Linked DNA regions of Homo sapiens: all the other regions are linked to region 1. Evidence: read pairs that join two places in POLR2A ChIA-PET (ENCODE). Cell type or tissue: Panc1. All regions are shown on one strand.

Region 1 (2,500 bases):
AGAGGTCAAGTCCCAGCTCTGCTGCGAACTAACTGATTGTATGATCCTGGCCAACTCACTTCACTATTGAAGCATCAGTGCTCTCTTCTGTGAAAGTTTCACCTAAACAATTTCTGGACCCCAGCGACATCTTAAGAGATCATGGGATTCAGGGCACATCTCCTCTTCATCCACTGCCACCTTCAAAAAATTGACTTCTGTATGTTTCAGAGTAAATGTTGTTCTTTAAGAGTAAGGGTTTCACAGCCAGATGCATTGCCTCACGCCTGTAATCCCAGCACTTTGGGAGGCTGAGGCGGGTGGATTACCTGAGGTCAGGAGTTTAAGACCAGCTGGCCAACATGGCAAAACCCTGTCTCTACTAAAAATACAAAAATTAGCCAGGCCTGGTGGCAGGTGCCTGTAATCCCAGCTACTTGGGAGGCTGAGGCAGGAGAATCACTGAACCTGGGAGGCGGAGGTTGCAGTGAGCTGAGGTCGCTCCACTGCACTCCAGCCTGGGCTACAGAGCAAGACTCCATCTCAAAAAAAAAAAAAAAAAAAAAAAAAGTAAGGGTTTCACTTTGTGCCTATCTTGGAGCAAATGACCAAAAGTGTTTCTCTTATGCATGTATTTGTTCAGTTACTCTCTGAGCACCTTCCAGGAGTTGAAAGAAGTGCCTGAGTACTAATCCTTTTTCAGGCTCACACACTCAAACCCCTCTACATAGTTTTCCAGCTCAGCAGCATACTCTTAACTCCTCCTTTTCTGTACTCATAGCAGTCAGCATCTGTTCAACTCATTTCCTAATCTATCCCATAACCTCTCTTTCACTCTGAAGTTTAGCCATTAAATTGTTACCTCATTTCTCAAAGGCATTTGCCATATCTCTAACCAGATGTGAGATCTGAAGGGCAGAAACTGGACTCTGCACTTCCTACCTCCCACAGAATCTAATTCAGTGTCCTCCTCATGGGTAGTGCTCAATTAATGGTCCTTAATTGATGGGTCCATTAGCATTGTGGGTGTACAAAGGCATATAAGTGGACGTTCCTGTCCTCAGGAAAGATTCAGTGTAATTGAGGGAGATGGTGAGACCTGAAGAGTTAGGTGACAGTTGCAAGCAACATCACCAGGACTGTGATTCATTGTCAATAAATGCAATAGGTCAGTGGTTCCCAACCTTTGGACCCTAGACCTCTTGTAAACTATGGGTTATGCTAAGCATCACAAATCCTTATATCTGTAAGATGACTCAGACATGTCTCAAATGGTAGTCTCCTCCCCACTTATCTATGGTTTGGCTTTCTGATGTTTGTTACCCACAGTCAACCAAGGTTTGAAAATATGAAATGGAAAATTCCAGAAATAACCAATTCATGAGTTTTAAAATGTGCACTGTCCCACTTTATCCAGCCTGGGATGTGGACCCTCCCTGTGTTCAGTGGATCCACACTGCAGACACTACCTGCTCGTTAGTCACTAGATAGCCATCTCTGTTATAAGACGACTGTCACGTATCACGGTGCTTGGGTTCAAGTGACTCTTATTTTACAGGATAACAAGGCCTTGAATAACGTTGTCCTTTTTTTTTTTCTTTTTTTTCTCTGAGTTGGAGTCTCACTCTGTTGCCCAGGCTGGAGTTCTGGAGTTCAGTGGCATGATCTCAGCTCACTGCAACCTCCGCCTCCCGGGTTCAAGCAATTCTCCTACCTCAGCCCGGAGCAGCTGGAATTACAGGCACGTGCCACCACACCTGGCTAATTTTTGTAATTTTAGTAGAGAACCCTGTCTCAAACTCCTGACCTCAAGTGTCTACCTGCCTCAGCCTCTCAAAGTGCTGGGATTACAGGCATGAGCTACTGTACCCGGCCTCTGTTATAATGTTGATAAGAAAAAAAAAAAATAAATTCTTGTCTGGGGCCGACATCTGTGTGGAGTTTGCTTGTTCTCCTCATGTCTGCGTGGGTTTCCTCCCACATCCCAAAGATATGCACATGAGGTGAATTTGCATGTCTACCTCATCTCAGGATGAGTGAGTGTGGGTGTGAGTGTGGGTGTGGCTGCACGCTGTGAGATAATGGCACCCTCTCCAGGGTGGGTTCCCACCTTGCACCCTGAGCTGCTGGGACAGGCTCCAGCTACCCATGGCTCTGAACTGCAATAAGAATGTAAATAATTATCTTACTTGCTTTTAATAATGTTTCTTAAATACATGCATAGCTCACATTTATTGTAAGGTTTAATATGAGTAGTTTGGCATATATTTAGAAGTTTGATGACAGTTTTGTCACCAGAAATATGCTGAGGGAACTTAACTATTGTTTGTGTCATTAACCTATGGTAAAATTGATTTCCTTATATGTTGTTTCACTTAAAGTCCTAGTTTCTTTTTTTTTTTTTTTTTTTTGAGATGGAATTTCGTTCTTCTTGCCCAGGCTGGAGTGCAGTGGCGCAATCTCGGCTCACCACAACCTCCGCCTCCTGGGTTCAAGCGATTCTCCTGCCTCAGCCTCCCGA
Region 2 (2,500 bases), 290 kb before region 1:
TCAATGTCACCTGCATCTTGGGTCATCAATTGGCCTCAATTCACCTGCAGAAAGCCCATGAAATGTCCCAGCATAAGCCTCCTGGCTGCAGGAAAGGTTCAGCTCTCTGTGCAGATACCAAGATGGGCTTGTATGAGAAGTGACAGTGAACACCAGAAAGGACCTGGGTAGTCAGGGAAGAAGAGGCCCCATACCAGGAGTCAGGGCCCGTGGGCGCCAGCCCCAAGTCTGAGCCACTTCTCCGCTCTGGGTCCAGCTCTTCTTTGAATAAAACAAGAAGGTTGGACCAAAGCTGTAGATTTCAAATTGTGCTACTTGGTGACACCTCCATACCCACGGGCCCAGGAGGGCAAGGCTGAGATGGCACAACTCTCTCTCTGGTCTGTTTGATATGGTATTGGGGCCCCATGGGTGTTCTCACTTGAGACAAAATCAGCTCCTGCAAAACCACCACTCCACCAACTGCCCTGGACATCTGCCTAGACCCTGGGCCAAGTCAGGAGGAGGTGGTCAGTTCAGTTGCTGAATGAATTATGGGAAGAGCGGGCCACTGATATGGGAAGAGCAAGTCCTGATGGAAGTGCATGGAGAAAGGAAAAAGAAGAAAACCCGGTAAGCAAGAAAGAGGGTGTCTAGAAAAGAAAAGGGATTGAAGTGGAGGGGGCTTCCAGGGTCCCCATGCACCAGCGCCCACACCAACCTCACGAGGGGCTGGCCAACCTGTACGCCAAAAGGGGCTGCTCTCTCTCTCCCAGCAGCTCCACCATCTTCTGCCCTGAATGTCTGATGGCCCCGCAGGAAGGACGGTGCTTCCCAGATCTGGAGCAGTGGAGGCCGAGCCGGTAATGAGACCCCCTGGGTCCCCTCCTGCAGTAGCCATGCTGCATCTGGCAACCAGCTGGGCCCTCCCTCCCTGCTGCCACCCCCTCCATCCACGCCATGCTTGTTTGTTTCAACTGAAGCTCACAGTGTAAGAGCCACAGATCTCACTGACGGCTAATGGCCAGGGCTGGGCTGCCCGGCCAGGTTCCCATGGCGGGCTGGTCAGACCGCCATCCCACCTGTGCCCACACCAGTCCCTCCACCTACTGCCTCCTCCACTTAGCATTTTTTTCTGGGCAGAAGAACCTTCTAGAGAGGTCTCAATGCTCAATAATGACAGGCACTGGCACCTGCCACTTCTAGCATCTGAGAGATAGGTAGGTCCATTTAACAGATGAGGAAAATAAGGTCCAGAGAACAACTTGTCCAGGTCCACACAGCTACTTGGGTAGAAGCAGCACTTGAACCCCGGTCTTCTGATTCCAAAGCGAGCACCCTTGCCAACAATAACAACCACTGCATATCAGCCATACTCATGTCAGTCTTTCTGACATTCATTTACATATTTACATCACAAGGTGAAAAAGAAACTAGTCAAAAGTAATAGGCAAGAAAACTTGAGACACTGATTCTCACAGTGTCACATGGAAGGAGAGAAGGGGCCTTCCATTTGTCACCACTTTCAGAGTGGGCCTTTACATCCTCAGTATTCAAATGTAGAAACTGAGGCCCAAGGAGGTTAAAGAACCGAAGTCGCCCCATGTTTCATGCAGCAAGACCATCACAGGCCAGAAAGTAAGCCATTTCCACTCCCCAAACCGCCCCCCAAGCTGGGCAGAGCGCTCACTGTGCACCTTCTGTGCTCTCTGCAGACAGCAGAGTGCTGGATGCTGAGGCTCCTGTCTCAGGGGAGCTGATGGTGTGAAGGAAGGGGTTAGAATAATGTCGCTTCCTGCAAGAAGCTTCCTACAAGAGTCCCCTGGCTCCCTGGCCTGGGGCCAGGACTTGGTCACACCCTTTCCTCGCACCCTGTCCCTTTTCTTCACACCACAAATCACAGCCTGTCATTCTACATAGGGGGGGTTAACCAGGTGAAGCTTCTGTCCCTTTTCTAGAGTGTGCAGAGACCCAGTCTCTGCCCAGCACAGAGCCTGGCACAAGGAGACACCCATAAACAGCTGAATGAATGAATGCATGAAGGAACAAATGTTGAAGCAGGCAGTGAAGTGGGAGGGCAGAGAATAGAGAGAGGGGTACAAACGCAGCCGCCCAGGGAGAGCGTAGAAGAGAAAGGTTGCATTTATCTGTGGGCGGGGAAGACAAGCCATGGCGGGTATCCACAGCAGAGCTCACCCCCGAGACCAGCCCAGGGCCTCGCGGCTGCTCTTCTCTTAAACAGGCAGTGGAAGACAGGGGAGCGGGCTCCATTTCCACCGTGCTCCCAGCCTGCTGGAGACCTTGCTTGGGGGCCTTTGCTCCTCTGGGCCTCAGTTGCTTCTGCTGTAAACAGAGGATGGAGTTGTCTTTGTCAACCTTTGAAAACACTTCTATTTCTGAAACCTCACAGCTGGGCCCAGCCTGCAGCTCTCAGGGTTTCTTCCCTCAGCACCAAAAGCCCATCCCCTAAAGCCTTGAACCCCAGCAGGGAACACTGCCTCCAAGACAGCTGGGATAGGGG
Region 3 (2,500 bases), 52 kb after region 1:
CACCACCACGCCCGGCTTTAATTGCCGTCTTTACTCTAGAGGCTATAAAAACTTAATGTTATGGCCACTAACACTTAAGTGAAAATCTCTTGGCCCTGTCCCTTCCCCTTTTGTCTGCTTTGAATGTGGATGTGATGGTTGAATCTGCAGCAGCCATTTTACTACCATAAGGAAAAGGCCAAGAGAATTGGCTTGGCCTGATTTGTTGGCATTATTGGCCCTGACATGATTGAGTTGTTGGGCCAGCTCTTATAACTATCTACCTGCAGATTTTTTATTATTACATGAGAAAGATCAAATCCTATTTGTTTAATTCACTTGTTGGGTTTTCTGTTACTTAAACAGCCAAATACAATAGTAACCGCAGCAACACTACATGGAGAAAAGAGGTCCTCAAAACATGCCGAAGGGAAAACATCAGTGGGACAACCAATAGGATGAAAAAGGAGATGCAAGATGGACAGAACAAATTTCACTTTATTAGGGAAAGTTTATCGCCTAAATAGTAGTTAAAACAGATGGGTTGAGGCCGGGCGCGGTGGCTCACGCCTGTAATCCCAGCACTTTGGGAGGCTGAGGCAGGGGGATCACTTGAGGTTAGGAGTTTGAGACCAGCCTGGCCAACATGGTGAAACCCCATCTCTACCAAAAATATAAAAATTAGCTGGGTGTGGTGGTGGTAGCCTGTAATCCCAGCTACTCAGGAGGCTGAGGCAAGAGAATCGCTTGAACCCGGCGGGCGGAGGTTGCAGTGAGCCGGGATCGCGCCACTGCACTCCAGCCTGGGTGACAAGAGCGAAACTCCGTCTCAAACAAAAACAAACAAACAAACAAAAAACAGATGGGTTGGATATAACAGACAAAATAACTACAAATGCAAAGGGAATTCCCGGCCCAGCTAACAAAGATGTCAGTAAATCACAGGGGATGGGGCCGGGTGTGTGCTAATGGCCGGTGAAGAGTTTTGAGCAGACTCAGGGGTATTGGCAAATGGTCTAACTTACTACAAATAGCTAGTATCTCAGAAGTGACTGCACTACGAAAGGGACCCCTGTGGGGTCCTACTCCCAGGACAAGTTAGTCCTACTCCCAAACTAGAGCAATAGATGCTATTACAAAAGGTAAACTCATAAACAAATAAAGCATAATAGAAGGAAGGCAGTATAATTTCTCTTTTCTCTCTTTTTTTTTTTTTTTTTAAGAGACAGAGTCTCGCTCTTTCGCCCAGGCTGGTCTGCAGTGGCACTGTCTCGGCTCACTGCAAGCTCCGCCTCCTGGGTTCATGCCATTCTCCTGCCTCAGCCTCCCGAGTAGCTGGGATTACAGGCGCCCGCCACCGCGCCCGGCTAATTTTTTGTATTTTTAGTAGATACAGGGTTTCACCGTGTTAGCCAAGATGGTCTCGATCTCCTGACCTCGTGATCCGCCCACCTCGGCCTCCCAAAGTGCTGGGATTACAGGCGTGAGCCACCGCGCCCGGCCGGGCAGTATAATTTCTCAATCTCTCTAATGCTTATTCCAGAGCTTCCCAATCTTCCCAAGGTCGGCCATGTCTGCTTTACTGCCTGCAGATGATTCTATCTCAGACTGGATGGAGAGGATAGAGTTCATCCAATCAAGCTTCTCTAGACCTCCGTTGGGCAACTCCTTCTCCCTTTTCCTAACCTTCGCTCCAGCTTGTTCTGTGTCTCTAGACATCCATCAAAGAACTTGTAGCCATATCCAGGTGTCTCTTCTCCATCTTGGTCCTTGATATAGTTTGAATGTATGTCTTAGGCAGATCTCACGTTGAATTGTAATCCCCAGTGTTGGAGGTGGGGCCTGGTGGGAGGTGATTGAATCATGGGGTCGTTTCTCATGAATGGTATAGCACCACTCCCTTGGTGCTGCCCTCTTGATAGTGAGTTCTCATAAGACCTGGTCATTTAAAAGTATGTGGTACTCCCTCCCACCCCCACCATCACCAACTCTCTCTCTTGCTCCTGTTTCTGTGATGTGATGTGTCTGTTCTCCCTTCACCTTCCACCACAATTGTAAGCTTCCTGAGGCCTCCCCAGAAGTGGATGCTAGTGCCATGCTTCCTATACAGCCTGCAGAGCCAAGAGCCAATCAAGCCTCTTTTCTTATAAATTACCCAGTCTCAGATATTTCTTTACAGCAATGCAAGAATGGCCTCACACAGTCTTCTTGCCCCTGATGCAGGATCTGACACTATTGACCACCTTCTTCTTGATACTCTCCCCCCTGGGCTTATGTGACTTACTCTTTTCTGATTCTTCTCCCCATTTTATGTCTCCTCTTTCTCTCTCCATTTCTTTTCTTTTCTCTTTTTGAGACTGGATCTTGCTCTGTTGCCTCAAGTTGGAATGCAGTGGCATGAACACAGCTCACTGCAGCCTCAGCCTCCCAAGCTCAAGCAATCCTCCCATCTCAGCCTCCCAAGTAGCTGGGGCTATAGGAATGTGCCATCATGCCTGGCTAATTTTTCTGTTTTTTTTGT

Evidence for each region. Peaks named below come from ENCODE experiments on the same cell type or tissue, not always from the same donor. Only the 100,000 strongest peaks of a DNase experiment are listed, where the experiment ranks them.
Region 2: POLR2A ChIA-PET joins it to region 1 with 6 read pairs; 3 of 35 experiments call an interaction of 5 or more read pairs at or near these places.
Region 3: POLR2A ChIA-PET joins it to region 1 with 8 read pairs; 5 of 35 experiments call an interaction of 5 or more read pairs at or near these places.

What each region holds. Positions count from the first base shown.
Region 1 is chr15:70,787,422-70,789,921 of GRCh38, forward strand. No RefSeq gene overlaps it. Among named protein-coding and RNA genes, the nearest start is that of UACA, 25 kb to the left of the region's middle. In Panc1, no CTCF peak of the experiment used is centred here; DNase peaks (open chromatin) are centred at 818 and 1,150; H3K27ac peaks cover 2,500 bases.
Region 2 is chr15:70,501,804-70,504,303 of GRCh38, forward strand. LINC02205 (long intergenic non-protein coding RNA 2205) reads right to left here. Exons shown (of 2, transcript NR_146562.1): 2 at 2,104-2,322. Among named protein-coding and RNA genes, the nearest start is that of LINC02205, 2.9 kb to the right of the region's middle. RefSeq lists enhancers at 1,691-2,216, 2,217-2,500, 2,254-2,393, 2,494-2,500. In Panc1, no CTCF peak of the experiment used is centred here; no DNase peak of the experiment used is centred here; H3K27ac peaks cover 2,500 bases.
Region 3 is chr15:70,839,731-70,842,230 of GRCh38, forward strand. The region is part of intron 1 of LARP6 (La ribonucleoprotein 6, translational regulator); the gene reads right to left. Among named protein-coding and RNA genes, the nearest start is that of LARP6, 13 kb to the right of the region's middle. In Panc1, no CTCF peak of the experiment used is centred here; no DNase peak of the experiment used is centred here.